Regions from separate parts of the Mus musculus genome. Here region 2 is linked to region 1. A link is a contact called in ENCODE Hi-C or POLR2A ChIA-PET data. All regions are on one chromosome and are shown on one strand. Each heading gives the region's core, a stretch centred on a gene start or an enhancer-like site at or near the end of the contact. The rest is flanking DNA. Distances are from core to core; before and after follow the strand shown. Region 1 holds the start of Pdcl3 (phosducin-like 3). Region 2 holds the start of Cnot11 (CCR4-NOT transcription complex, subunit 11).

The links. Hi-C counts contacts between places; a loop is a spot of excess contacts on that map. ChIA-PET counts read pairs that join two places held with the same protein, here RNA polymerase II (POLR2A).
Region 2: a map of heart shows a loop between it and region 1 (4-fold over the local background). The contact joins the promoter of Cnot11 here to the promoter of Pdcl3 in region 1. A Hi-C loop is called at or near these places in 1 of 37 maps with a recorded cell type or tissue (heart). POLR2A ChIA-PET finds 5 or more read pairs at or near these places in 1 of 5 experiments (Patski).

Annotation. Positions count from the first base shown.
Region 1 is chr1:38,983,944-38,991,582 of GRCm38, forward strand. Pdcl3 (phosducin-like 3) reads left to right here and starts at 3,871. Exons shown (of 6, transcript NM_026850.4): 1 at 3,871-3,906; 2 at 7,303-7,432. The coding sequence starts at 3,901.
Region 2 is chr1:39,532,098-39,539,736 of GRCm38, forward strand. Cnot11 (CCR4-NOT transcription complex, subunit 11) reads left to right here and starts at 3,604. Exons shown (of 7, transcript NM_028043.3): 1 at 3,604-4,240; 2 at 5,319-5,483; 3 at 6,174-6,326. The coding sequence starts at 3,742.

The DNA.
Region 1 (7,639 bases), core at 2,621-5,120:
TGAAGAAATAGAGTTCTTTAGCTTAATTAATGTATATCAAAGTTATTTGCAGAGCTTGCTTCCCCTATCTCAGGCTATCTCCTGCTGCAAGCTGTCTGCAGCAGCCACTCTATCTTCAACTGTCTCCTGCCACTTAAAGAATCTTCCCTTTCCCTGTCAGTGTAAACAAATTCAAGACCAGCCGGTCCCTTCCCTATCTGCAGGGACAGACAGACTAGTGGTCATAAAGACCACAGCTGCCAGAAATGACCATCCTTGAGAAAACTTCCCTACCCCTCCTCGGTCTGAATTCTGAGGAAAACTACAAACTGCTTTGACCTTGCTGATTGCTGACTAAGTTTCCTGCCAAATTAAAATTATACTGTTGCTTTATTAGCCAATAATAAAATAGGTGTGTGAGCCCCTTCACAAAAAGTATAGATTAGCTGTGTTTTAAGCAATCGGGGTTGACTCTCCCTGTGAGGCTGAGCAGCCCCATGCGCATCGGAATAAAAACCTCTTGTTATTACAGCTCGTCAAGCTGTGTTTCTGGGGGTTGAGTTCTCTATACCTGGGCTCTGGGGGTCTAACAGTTTCTTTTTTTCAGTGTAAATGAACACTCATGTTTGTGACTGATCTTATAGCCATCATATTATAGTCATAATTTTGTACTCTTTTCTTAAAGAGGGCCCCAAGATTGAATGCATGTCATATACCACACTATTGTACCTGGTCTTGTCTTAGTTACTTTTCTATGGCTGTAATAAGACATCAGGACTGAAATGACCTACAGAAGGAAAGGTCTCTTTGGCTTCTGGTTCTAGAGTGATGAGTCTGTCCATCATGTGGGGAGCCAGGTGTACTGACTGGTTTTGGGTGTCCACTTGATACAAGCTGGAGTTATCACAGCTTGAGGTTTGGAGTCCCCCCCCCCCTTGAGGAAATGCCCCCATGAGATCCAGCTGTAAGGTATTTTCTCAATTAGTGATCAAGAGAGGAGGGTCCAGCCCATTGTGGGCAGTGCCATCCCTAGGCTGATAGTCCTGAGTTCCATAAGAAAGCAAGCTGAGCAAGCCAAGGGAAACAACCCAGTAAGTAACATCCCTCCATAGCCTCTGCATCAGCTCCTGCTTCCTGACCTGCTTGAGTTCCAGTCCTGACTTCCTTTGGTGATGAACAACAGTATAGAAGTTTAAGCTGAATAAACCCTTTCCTCTCCAACTTGCTTCCTGGTCATGATGTTTCTGCAGGAATAGAAACCCTGACACATGGCAACAAGAGATGGGCACCAAAGCAGAAAGCTAACAGCTCACATTGCAGCTGTGAGCAGGAAACAGAAAGAAGGCAAAAATGGAAGTAGCACAAGACTTTAAGCTCTCAGTATTGACCCAGAGACATATTTCCTCCACAATGGCCACGCCTCCTAAATCTTCCCAAACAATGCCACCAACTAGGAACCAAATGCTGAAAACTACGGGGCTACTTCTCATTTTAACCGCCACAGTTCTTAAATAAAAATTTGCTATAGGTTTCTTACTCCTATCCCTGCCCCCAGATCTCACTTCTCCCTATAGTTAACAATGTTGCTTTCTGTTTGTGTGTGTGTGTATATGTCTCTGTTTCCATTTGTAAAATTAAAGATGCAACCACATGTAACTATATTTTTACTTAACTTTTTATTTTATACCCAAAGCACTGGGCTTATATACATTATTCCTAAACAAAAGGGTGATTAAATCTTTTCATTTTTCTCTTTTGATTTATTTTTGGTTTTAAGTAATAGTCTGAAAAGTTCCCTGCCCTACCTCCCCCCATTTCTAAGTTACAAAATTAACCCAAGTACAGCAGCATAGTTTGTAGTGTTACCTACTATGGCCACTAACTACAGTACGAGTGACCAAGGCAGCTCAGTCAACAGGGTCTCAAGGGAGGGAGGGAGGGGGGATTGAAAAGAAAAAGGCAATTAGACAGCATTATAACATGATTCCAGCCAGTGCTGAGTCTGAAGAGGGTTTGTTTTTCTCCAGTCCACTTCTATATCATTCTAGGTACATACAAAGTATAAGGTCAGTTCTAGGTCAAGGAACAAACAAGGCAATAAAAAGTCCCGAGGTATTCAGGAACTTATCAAGATGGTCAAGATCTTGAGCCTGCTTCCATGTCCTGGCTCAATGCCAAATTCCTGACAAATTTATAGAAGCAAACCCAATAGCTCTTTTCACAGGAGAATAGTTCAAAGTCAGCCTGGCTTACATAGCAAAACCCCGTCTTTAAAAAAGTTAAGTTAGCCCATGTTTTCCTTTAATGAGTTTTCTTCTTTAAATTGTAGTGTATGCCGTAAAGTAGGAATTCAGTTTTATCTGCCTCCAAATGACTATCCAGTGTTTCCTACGTCCTTCATAGAAGGTCTACATACCTTCCCCAGTCAACTAAGATTTATACACAGTGTCATGCTGTGGCCGAGGCTTGTCTCAGAACTCATGATGTAATCTCCAATTAAAGGCTCAGCTGAACAGTTTGTTTCTCGTGTGTATTCAGTTAAAGACTTTATCCATGTTGTAGTCAATGTAATAAAACCAAAAGTCAAGACAATGAGTTAACAGGGGATTGTTCTGAAGCACACCTGCTGTAAAAAGCAACTGGGAACATTATTTCCAATACACCAGGATACATCTTTCAGTGGATCCACCTGGAGCAAGGAAAGGGCAAACCACACCTGCTTTACTGCTGTGCGGTGGAGAGAAGCCTGTGATCAAAGTCCCTCAAGTTAAACTATCTCACAAACTGATTTTGGAAGTGAAAACTGGGAAAATTCATTCACAACACTAGGCAAATTAATTAACACTTTAAAAGGTCTGTCTGTAATCTGGTTGGAATGTGTTGGGTTAAATTAAATCCATGCTCCTTGTTTTTTTCAGGGAATAGTGTAATTTTTTTTCTATATTAGTGATTATTCCCCAGAAATTATCAGTTCCGAGTCCTCAGCTGCAGGGATTTAAGTTGTCTGGAAATAACACCTTAGTGTAACTGTAGTTTTTGTTTGTTTTTATAGACAGAGGTTCACTCTCTAGCCCTGGCTGGGTCTCCTGAGTATTGGAATTATAGATGTGAACTACCACACCTAGACACCTGCAGTTTTGAAAGCTCCTTGGTAATTCCAAAGTGTACCCACGGTGTGTGCTTGAGCAGAGGCAGCAAGGTAGTCCAGGGCTGTGGAAGGCCTTTTAACTCCCGTGCTCTCAGTTCCAGCTCCGAATGCTGTGGATCGCCCTGGAGCCTGTGCTTTTGCTCAGGGTCACACGAGTCTGGTATTAACCAGAGAAAATGATTCTCACTGTGGCCTTTTCCTTTTGTGAGGGTGAAGGGGCGTGGAGCCCAGGCGTTCCCCACTCCACCGGTTTCTCAAATCTGATGCTGTAACCGCAGAGGTTAGACTATGCTCTAAACAAACCCAGTGAGCTCAGTAAACAAACCCAATAAGCAATTCATCCCATTCAACAGAGAAGGTGTGTGACCTCCAGGTGACCCGGGTCACTTTTAATCCTAGCATCGGGTCACTGTCAGGCAATTCTGCTTCCGACAGGCTCCGATTGGCGGCCCGGGAAGTCGCAGAACCTATGCTTACCTCGGGTCAGCCCCAAACAACCAGCCACTTTCCCTAACAAGGTAGCGCCTGGACATGGCCCGAATGACGTCACCCTATAGTCCCACCCACCGGAGGCACGGCCTGTCATTCCAACGCTCTCAGCCTTCGCCCGGGTTCCTGAGGACCAGGCGCAGACTCCAGTCTTCACTTCCTCCTTGGCTCCGCCCTTTTCGTGCCTGGGGGCGGGGAGAAGACCGGAGGGGGCGGTGCCGCGCGTGCGCGGAGAGGAGCGGAGGGGCTGGGGCAGAGGGCTGGTTTGAGTGACTGAAGGCAAGATGCAGGTGAGTGTGGCGAGCTCGGGACCCCAAGTCTGCGGTCGTTTGGCTTGGTGGGCTCGCGCCAGACCCGGAGCCGGGTCTACATGGATTAGTTACAGAACTCGGCGGACTGCGGGGAGGCCCGGCGCAGGCGCACTGCGAGAGGGCGGGTGCGGTCCCTCCGGCCTCCTGGGCTGGGCACTCCTGCTCCGGTGCGTCCTGCCCCGCAAATCTCTGTCCTTTGGTAGGCACCGGACTTTGGGCTCGTTCTCCTCCAGGCCTGATGAAGGCCCCGACCCTCCTGCCATCTAGAGCTGACTCTAGATGGTCCGTTGGGAGTGCTTTCTGGTTTCCAGATCTGAACTCTAGGCCTCACGACTATTGTTAATTTCTAATATGAAGAAAGGTGGAACTCCTTAGCAATTTTTTTTCCTTTTTTGAGCTGGAATTAGACAAAAGCCCAAAGAAAGTGTGTTAGAGAACCGCATCGGAATAGCCTTAGAAGAGCAAAAGTATGCGTCAGCCACTTTGTCGCCAACCTTCTATGTGGCTGTGTTTAAGGATTCTGAAGAGTCTGGATGGAGGGTAGATGGACCGTGTAGTTGTGGGCTCCGGCTTAAGAGACAGACCTTGGGGACTGGAGGGGGTGGTCATCTACACATTCAGCAAGCCGGCCACACCTACACCTGGGAGGCAAGAACAGGCTCAAGTAAAGGGATATACCTAGTATTTTGTGCTTACTAAACATTAGCCGTCAGGAGTGACTCTGGAGCAGGCCAGGCGTCTGCTATTCTCAGATTTATCCTTTAGACTCTAAAGCTTAGGGAAGTCTGTGGGTCTAGCCACAGTCTTCCTCTTCCCCAAGTCTACTGCAGGCTCTCAGGACAGACAGATGGTCAGTCAGCATGTCACAGCGTTTTTGCATTTTCAGGTCCCTCTGCCTGGAATGTAACTTCCTTTGGTCTCCAGGTTCCTCTCGTTGGGGAAGAGTTCTCAGGACTCAGATAAACCTTCTTTAATTAGTGCGTAGCTCTGACCTGTTGTTTAGAGAGGCCCAGCTTCAAGCAGACACCTTTCATGGTTTATGTAGGGTTAGCCAGTCGTCTCCTGGTGTTTTGGGGTTTTGTTTGTTTGTTTGTTTTTTCTGAAGCTGAAATGCGCAGGTTTCTGGTTAAGACAGTGTTTGCTGTATCGTTGCGTAGCTCTGACCTGTTGTTTAGAGAGGCCCAGCTTCAAGCAGACACCTTTCATGGTTTATGTAGGGTTAGCCAGTCGTCTCCTGGTGTTTTGGGGTTTTGTTTGTTTGTTTGTTTTTTCTGAAGCTGAAATGCGCAGGTTTCTGGTTAAGACAGTGTTTGCTGTATCGTTGGCGGTCACTTCTCAAGGAAGGGGAACTGGTGGATGTTCACCCCTTTGAGAAAAAGGAAGGGATAAGCAGTCGACAGCAGCAGGAGCCAGGGTCTTAGGGTCACTACCGCCACCCGTCAAAAGCATCCAGGGAAGAAAGGGTTAATTGGGCTCACACTTCTATATCACAGTCCATCACTGAAGGAAGTCAGGCCAGGAACTCAGCAGACCTGGAACCTGGAGGCAGGAGCTGATGCAGTAGCCCTGGAAGGGTGCTGCTCACTGGCTTGCTCCTTGTGGCTTGCTCAGCCTGTTTTTCTTATAGACCCCAGGGCCACCAGCCCAGCGGTGGTCACTCTGACAATGACAAACTCTCTCATCTATCACCAATTAAGAAAAATGCCCTAGGACTGGAGAGATGGTTAAGCGGTTAAGAGCACTGTCTGCTCTTCCAGAGGTCCTGTGTTCAATTCCCAGCAACCACATGGTGGCTCACAACCATCTGTAATGGGATCTGATGCCCTCTTCTGGTGTGTCTGAAGACAAGTACAGTGTGCTTACATACATAAAATAAATAAATAAGTCTTAAAAAAAGAGAATCTTGTTCTTCAGATGATTGTAGCTCGGGGCGAGTTCTCATAAGACTACCCACTATCTGTAGTTCAGTTTTAGCTCTGTTGTCTCAATTCAGAGGCAGTTTCTAATTTTGTTTTCTTATTCCTGTGTAACATAATATTTCCTAAGTAAACTTGTTAATCACACTTAATTAAAGTTAAAGCTTGCTGTTTTCTTTTTCTCTTTCACTCTTGCTGACTCCATTCCACCCTCATATAATTAAATGCCCTCTCTGGAGCATCCACCTCTGTAAACTCGGTCCATATAACCCCGTGGACCAACAGCCTGTTGCTCAGTGCACACGACACAGCTTGTCTCCATAACAGTGTGCAGCTTGTGCCGGTGCCCATTTTTTTTTTTTTATATATTTTTTTTTCCATTTTTTATTAGGTATTTCGCTCATTTACATTTGCAATGCTATACCAAAAGTCCCCCATAGCCACCCACCCCCTCTCCCCTACCCACCCACTCCCCTTTTATGGACCTGGCGTTCCCCTGTACTGGGCATATAAAGTTTGCGTGTCCAATGGGCCTCTCTTTCGAGTGATGGCCGACTAGGCCATCTTTTGATACATATGCAGCTAGAGTCAAGAGCTCCGGGGTACTGGTTAGTTCATAATGTTGATCGCCGGTGCCCATTTATAGCCTCCCTCTTCCTCTTGCCTCTTGCCTGTGAGAACTCCTTGAGAAGGCAGGGCAGGCTCTCAACCAGGAGCCTGCGAGCAGGTATGAGGACCAGAGATCTTTGGAGGATTGTTGCTTACTGGCTTGTCCCTTCTGGCCTGCTTTGTTTGCCTTTTCATATATTTCAGGGCTCCCTTGCCAGGGTGGCACTGCTTGAGGTGGACTGGGCCCTTCCACATCTGTCAGTCAAGATGATGCCCCACAGGCTCATATACAGGCCAGCCTGATTAGCTATTTTCTCCCTTGAGGCTCCCTCTCCTCACATCACTCTAGTTCATGTCAGGTTGACAATAAAACAAACCAACAGAAGTAGCTACCTAAAAATCCATGCACGGAATCATGTCACCATGAGACCTCAGAAAAGCCAGGGCCGTCTCTGGTCATCAGCTTCCTGGGCCTGGGAACTAGTAGACTAAGACGTACCACAGCCCCACAGTCCATGGCCTTATGGTCAGATTCACTTTGGGCAATGTCATAGAAGTTTATTACAGTTTTAAATTAAATTTGTTTAAGGAATGAGCATACTAGACAAAAGTCAGGTCAAAGCTTTACTTTCAGTATTGATGCCAATCTTCCTGTTATTTCCTGATTTTTCCTCCAACACTGGCTCCTCAGGGAGACTACAACGGGGGCCAGCCTCCCTCTTCCTCCTGCCCTCTTCGTCCAGCTGCACAGTAGCTCAAACTCCCTGCTCTCCACCACCTTTCCCGTTTGTCACTTTATGCCTTCTCTCCTGGCTCTGCCCTCACCACATCCTCGTCTTTCCCCTTCCAGGACCCCAATGCAGACACCGAGTGGAATGACATCCTACGTAAAAAGGGCATCCTTCCCCCGAAGGAGAGCCTGAAGGAGCTGGAGGAGGAGGAGGCGGAGAAGGAGGAGCAGCTCCTCCAGCAGTCAGTGGGTGAGCTTGCTCCATCTTTTCCTTTGTCCTGTGTCTATTGGAAGCAAACCACCAACCGCTGTAGTAGACAGACTTCCTTTGGACAAGAGCCGGGAGGCAGAGCTGGGGCACCGGCATCAAGGCTGTGTGTGGTGCCTAGACGGGTGACTCGCAGAGTGGCAAATGAGCCACCTGCAGCCCATAGTCCCTGTCTGTGTCACAGGAGCA
Region 2 (7,639 bases), core at 2,354-4,853, 550 kb after region 1:
TAGTTGCTGGGATGTGAACTCAGGACCTTTGGAAGAGCAGTCAGTGCTCTTAACCACTGAGCCATCTCACCAGCCCCTCTACTACCCTCTTAACTCCTTAATAAACTCTATTCTTCTATTCTATACAATATTGTTGTGTGGCTGGTCCCTCAGGGGGAAGGGATGCCTCAGCATGGGCCGGCAGAGGCTCCCCCTTTCCCATACCTGATCATACCTCCATAGAACATGTTCCTTCTCAGTGGATGCTCACAGTCAGCTATGGGACAGAACACAGGGCCCCCAGTGTTCTAGTGTAGGAGCTAGAGAAAGTACCCAAGAGCTGAAGGGGTCTGCAACCCTATAGGTGGAACAACAATATGAACTAACCAGTACCCCCAGAGCTCATGTTTCTGGCTGCATATGTAGCAGAAGATGGCCTAGTTGGCCATCATTGGGAAGAATGGCCCCTTGGTTTAACAAACTTTATATGCTCCAGGACAGGGGAAAGCCAGGGCCAAGAACTGGGAGTGAGTGGGTAGGGGAGCCAGGCAGGGGTAGGGTATTGGGGACTTTTGTCCCTGTCTTTCCTGGGACGATATAAACAATTATCTATTCACCCCTGGCAGGGCACCAAAACTAGACCTCACGTTTACTTACCTCGGTGAATCAGTGAGTTCAGTTGGGTGGATACTTACAGGAGCGTGAGCAGGGGTTACCCACAGGAGTATAGACAACTCACGGGCGTTGGCACCACTTCAGTCTCTAACCCAACAACCAATAACTGCTCTTCATCCTGGGAGGAGCAGGGCCTTGTGTGTCGAGTGCAGCACTTCACAAGCCCACGCACGAGCCCACTCTCCTTCCACAGTGAATGTTAGTGGGTCTGATCTTCTGAGGGTCTCGTGTGGGTAATCCCAGCAACAACCATGTGGTGCCCAGAGCACAGCCTTCTGTAGCAGGAGGCCACAGAGAAACTTAGAGGAGACATGACTGAATGAAGAGAAGAAATAAGGAAAGGATGTGACTGCTCCTCAGTATGGAGGGGGAGAAAGTAGATAAAAGGGAGAGTGTTAGCATTTTGTCTAAGCTCTGCCCCATAGTTACCTGGCAACAGCCAGGTGTGCCTGACTCACTATAAAAGGGGCTGCTTGCCCCTCCTCTCTCTCTCTTGCCCTCTTGCTCTTGCTTTCCTGCTTTTCATTCCTGCTCTCTCCCCATTTCCTTTCCCCCTCTTTCTCCATGTGCTCATGGCTTGCCTCTCCTCCTCCTCCTCCTCCTCCTCTTCCTTTCCTCTCCTCTCCTCTCCTCTCCCCTCCTCTCCCCTCCTCTCCCCTCCTCTCCCCTCCTCTCCCCTCCTCTCCCCTTCCCTCCCCTCTCCTCTCCTCTCCGCTCCTCTTTTCTCCCCTCCTCTCCGCTCCTCTTTTCTCCGCTCATCTCCTCTCTCCTCTCCCCCTTTCTCTGCCTCTGCTACCCTCTTGACCCCTCTCCCCATGCCCTGAATAAACTCTATTCTATACTATCCCGTGTGTGGCTGGTCCCATAGAACATATTTCCCCTGTCTTTGTCTTTTTATAAATACATCAGAGAGTGTGGGTAAAGGCAGGACCATCCAGAGTGGACATGACTAGACCAAGCTGGACCATGTGGGGAGAAGGGGGGGACCATGTACAGCTGTCAGGAGTCCAAAGGTACAAAAGGAACTGGGACTCTGGGTTTAGGGCTGGAGAGATGTCTCAGTGGTTAAGAGCACTGACTGCTCTTCCAGAGGTCCCGAGTTCAATTCCCAGTGACCACATGGTGGCTCACAACCATTTGTAATGAGATCTGATGCCCTCTTCTAGTGTGTCTGAAGACAGCGACAGTGTACTCATATACATAAAAATAAATAAATCCTTTTAAAAGAAAAAGTCTGGGTTCTATAGGGAAGATCCTGTAGTGGAAGGGTAGCCCACCCTCTAGGCTGCAGAGTTCAGGGTAGAGAGAGGGGTGTGCCAGCCATAGCCTGTCAGGTAGGAACTGGGGGTGGCTGGGAAAAAAACAGGCTGCCGGGTTAGCTTTGATATGTTAATATGCATCTCAGCAGGGAGTCCCAGTTCGAAACTTAATAACAATTAAGGAAAGGTGCAGCTATAAGCCAAGGGATACCAGGGTCTTTGGATATCACTGGAAGCTAGAACAAGACTTGGAAGAATTCTCCCCTTGATGCTTCAAAGGTGAATGGCAGAATTGATATAACCCATTCCAGACGTTCAGCCTCAGGAAGGGAGAGGAAGTGGGTTCTACAGTGAAAATGAACTCAGTTTGTGGTAATGGCAGAGAAACCCTAGAAACAAGCCCAGTGGAAACAGGGAAGACGCTCTTGGTATTAATCTTAGTGGAAATCAGCTCTATTGGCGGGTAACGTGCTGTGCTCAAATACCTTAAAACATCTCGAAACACCCATACTGTACTAACATTTAAGTTATCAACTAACAATAAGTTATGACAATAACTAGCATGAGTGGGTTTTAGTATGATTAGTTGTCATAGAGCATCCAATGTAAAAAGGCTCAAAGAGAACATAGTTGACTAATTAGTAGTAGTAGTAGTAGTAGTAGTAGTAGTAGTAGTAGTAGTAGTAGAAGAGGTAATTTGAATCATTTGCCCCGTTTGGCAAGCTATATTTTCTGCTGATTGCAATGTTCATTGGCAGAACCCCTCCACAGGTTTAACAGTAAACTAAAGAGGCCTTTAAAATATGCGCCATACCCATCACCTGTTCCTGAAGATTTCCTTGAGAACTTCAGCGGTAAATAGAAAACTTTCAGCTGCCGAAGAGTTTTAGCACAGGGTAGCTAGCAGGTGACGCTGATGACAGTCGCTCGGTTTCTGTAACTCTAGAGTGGATACTAGTCACCACCGGAGCATAGGGGTGGGGAGCGGGCAGCGGTGCCTTTGAAACAGATCACAGGGGACCAGGTCCAGGAGGCTGGTATGTAAAGAAATTTCCAGGGTTTTCCAGTGTTCAGCCAAGGCGTCCAGAAAAAGTGCCCTAGGGCAGGCTAAGGAAAAAGAAGCACTGCAAACGATTTTGTAAACGAATATTTCTCGAGACAGTTTTCTCAGATTTTTTTTTTTCTTTCTTTTTAGACCAGGCTGGCCTCGAACTCACAGGGGTTCGTCTGCCTCTGCCTCCCTGGTGCCGGCCTCGCCTAGATTTTTGTTCACATAACCAAACGTTTATGTGCGGTACGACCCCATCTCTGAGAATACGAGCAAGGCTCGAAATTTAAACTGTTTCTGAGAATCCTGTTTTCATTGGTATTTACAAGAAATGAGCCGTCAAGGATGCTCTATCAGACCAGTTAGCATCTAAGACCTAGTTTCCAAATTATAACTTAGGCAATATTGACTGGGCAGGTTTGGCGCCACCCTGTCACCCAAGGATCGCTTCTGAGGGCTTTAAGGGCAATTAACGGCGGTCTCTACATCACTCAGGCAGGGAAGGACCACTCGGACAGCTCAGAGACCACGCGGCCCCGCCCTCCACGGCGCCCCGCCCCCTTCCGGACACGGCGCCCCGCCCACTCGCGTCTCCGGAACCTCCGCTCGGCCAGCGTCGTCGGTCTGTCGGCCCTGTGTCTCCGTTCCGCTCGTCTGACTTAGGCACTGTTTTTGTTTGCGACGCTGTCGCGGAAGGGTGCGCTTTACGGCCGCGGGAGGACGCAGCGAGTCGGCGCCTTGGGCCTCTCGGCCGGGAAGCGGGGTAGGCGGGCGAGGTTGATGCCCGGCGGCGGGGCGAGCACGGCGTCTGGCCGGCTTCTCTCCTCAGCGGATCCCAGAGGGGCGCGGGAGGCAGCGGCGTTCCGGAGCGGCCCGGCGGGCTCGAGCGGAGGCCGAGGCGGAGCAGGCGGCCCTGGGCCAGGGATTGGAGGCCCCGCGGGCAGGATGAGCCTGACCCCGAAGGAGCTCTCGAGCCTGCTGAGCATCATCTCGGAGGAGGCGGGCGGCGGCAGCACCTTCGAGGGCCTGTCCACCGCCTTCCACCACTACTTCAGCAAGGCCGACCACTTCCGCCTGGGCTCGGTGCTGGTGATGCTGCTGCAGCAGCCGGACCTGCTGCCTAGCGCGGCGCAGCGCCTCACGGCGCTCTACCTGCTCTGGGAGATGTACCGCACCGAGCCGCTCGCCGCCAACCCGTTCGCGGCCAGCTTCGCGCACCTGCTCAACCCGGCGCCGCCCGCCCGCGGCGGCCAGGAGCCCGACCGGCCCCCGCTCTCAGGTACGTCCCGCAGCCAGCCGTGCGGGCGCAGCCAGCTGTTCTGGGGTGGGGGTGGGAGGGGGGTCGTCAGCTAGGGACATTCAGCCTCCTTGGAGGGGATCGACCCTCCCTCCTTTTCCATACTTTCTTTCCCTAAAATAGGGGAGAGATAGAAGTTGCAAGTTTTGTTTTTTTGGTTTTTTTTTTTTTTCAAATTCACTACACTCCAGATGATCCCTCCCAATCGAAAAAGCCAACACATCGTACAAGCCCACAAACGGGCTGGACATATTTTAGTATGCCAGATACGGTTCATTCTTGATTGTAAGGTCCTGAGGTATGCGAAGTTACAGCCAATGGCACTGAGTTTACCCCCTTTTTAAGCCTCCGAGTAAAGAAGTCGGTATTAAGAACCTGAGGTTGAAGTCCACATCACCACAATATCTAAAGTCTTTGCAGCCAACTCCTTGGTTAGCTGTAATGTCGCGTGAGGAGAGGATGAAGTCGTTTCTAATTAACCATTCAAAGATGCATGTGTCCTGGGCAGTATTGTGGAATGTTTGCTTTTGCAGCATTGCTAAGATCAGGCATAGATTACACCTGAGGATGCGCCCCTAAATTTGGTGCTGTGGATGGAACCCAGGGTCACTTCCTCTATACCATGAGCCTCGTCCAGGACTCTGGGACAGCTGTACCACTCACAGGCTGACATACATGTACATATGTACATATATATAGATATAGAGATAGAGATAGAGATATAGATATACACACACATATACATATATATATAATTTTTAAAGTATGTTTAAATTTGTAGGAATCTAAGTATTTGATAACAAAAAGTTCTCAACAGCTATTAAAACCTTACGTTTCATTGACATTTCCATAGATCACAGAATCTCAAGCGATATATTTGTTTATGGATTACTATGTGTACTAAGTGTGAATATTCAATCAGCTGGAACTCAGTTACATTTAGATCATAAGAATAGCTCCACGTGGCAAGTAGCAAAGTTTCCAGTTAACTTTTAAAGTTAAATTTTAAAACTTTACCAGTACCCATTGGCGAGAAACCGGCATGCATTCTTATTTGCAGGGTTCCTGCCTCCTATAACTCCACCAGAAAAGTTTTTCCTCTCCCAGCTCATGCTGGCACCCCCAAGGGAACTGTTCAAAAAGACACCTCGCCAGATTGCCTTGATGGACGTTGGAAACATGGGACAGTCTGTGGACATTAGCGGCCTTCAGTTAGCCCTGGCAGGTGAGGGAGGGCCAGTGATTGGGACATTCTTGTCGGTTCTTGAGATCCCCTGCTTAAAATCAACAAGTTTTTTCTTTTAAATTTACATTTCTGCTGTTTTTGTTTGATCCTCTCCCATCCTGCCCTGCCCTGTCCTTTCCCTGTCTCCCTGTCTGCCACCCCCTCTTTTGTTTGTTTGTTTTGAGACCAGGTTTCTTTGTGTAGCCTTGGCTGTCCTGGAAGAGCTGGGTAGAGCATGCTGGCCTCTAACTGAGCTCTTACTGGCTGACTCTGAGTACTCAGGCACGCAGCCCCAGGCCAGGCCCGCTCCAGTCCCCATCCCAGATCACACCCTTGTACCCCAGCACCTCCTCCACTCTCTTTTCTGTTTCCTTATTCTGTGCTTCTGATTGACACCCAGCCTGGTCTCTGCCCCGCACCTCCCTCCCTGCCATCCACCTCACTCCATGTTCTCTTTTGGAGTTATTTTAATATTATTATTGTTTGGTTTATAGGGATTAAAGATATTTACTTTGAACTCCTGATCTGTTCACGATGTTCTCAATTTTAAAATGTTCTGTGCCACCCTGCCCCTCCCCCTGCCCCCCAGGCTGGCCTTGGGTTCTTGACTCTCGTCTCCGCCTTCCAGGTGCTGGCATTACAAGGTCTAGCTTAAATGCTTTGAATGCTTCTTGTCTGAATCTGTTCCAGAGCGTCAGTCTGAGCTGCCAACCCAGAGCAAAGCCAGCTTCCCAAGCATCCTCAGTGACCCAGACCCGGACTCGTCCAACTCTGGATTTGACAGCTCAGTTGCCTCTCGGATCACAGAGTCTTTAGTCAGTGGCCCAAAGCCACCTATTGAAAGTAGGTATATGGGGCTTAGTTCATGTTCTCAGGGTTGTACTCTAGCAGCACTCGGGAATTCTACGTTTCTTACAGTACCTGATGACAGACTAACTGCCTTGCTGTCTAGAATATAGCAGACACAGACACCAGCTAGTTATACACTAGGATGTTTATTGCTTATTTGATGTACACCCCCCCACACACACACACACACATGCCTGCAGATAAAAATTCAGGTTTTACCAAAATGACTGTGTTTGTTTTAATGAGATAGTCTCATGTAGCGCAGAGTAGTCTAGAAATTTCCTGTGTAGCTGAGGATGACCTTAGAGTCCTGGTCATCCTCGGCTGAGAGTAGGATCCATAATCCAGCCACCCACCTCTGTCCTCTGTGGGAAGTGCTCTCTGGAAGGCTAGTGATGGACTGGGTAAGATCTGCTCTCAGGACAGAGAGAACTTCCTGCTGTACACCAGAGGCAGCGGAGAGGAGTGGGAGCTCGTGTGTCCCAGTTTAGTGGAAATTACTAAGTTTTCATCTCCTGGGCTTTTGTGGGGCTTAGCAGGCAGGTGGAGCCCACAGCTGGATAGACAGCTGGGTGTCTGTCTTGTTAAGTACTGAGATATAAAGTATACGTTGTCTTTCTTGAGAGTGGTCATTTGGGCATAGCACTGTGGGTCACTGGAGTTAGGGTGCAAGTGTTTATACAAGAACATAATAAGCCACTGGGGGCAAGCTGTGTGGTTGTGATTGTTGAGGCTTTAGCCTTTCTTTCTGGGCTTTTCAGCTGTGGAGCAACCAAATGAAGTATGATGTTAGTTCAGAAGTACTAACTAGTTTACTTTAGTGTGTCAATAATTGATAACTTACACATCAACCTTGAATTGTGGGGATAGCCCCAAGAACTCTGTTTAGTATTCTGAGGTGTCCTAGGGTCCACAAAAAGAAAGTTAAGGGGGAAAAACTCATAAAATTTTAGTTATATGTTAACTGCGATGAGAAATACCTTTAATCCCAACTCTCGGGAAGTAGAGGCAAGCAGATCTCTGTGAGTTTGAGGGTAGCCTGGTCTACAGAGTGAATTCCAGGACACCTGAGGACATAAAGGAGATTTTAAGAAAACAACCATCATCATTATCTTGTCGTCATCATCATCTGCATCTGCATATTTGACACCTGCATCCTCAGCCTAAGTGGCTATGCTTGCATTAAAACTCAGTTCATGTTCATGTTTTCCTCTTTCTGAAAAACAGACTTGTATTGGCATCATGCTGATGGTGTGTGTGTTGGGGGGGGGTCACGTGTTCTCGGTTGTCATTTGAGCGTGGAACTC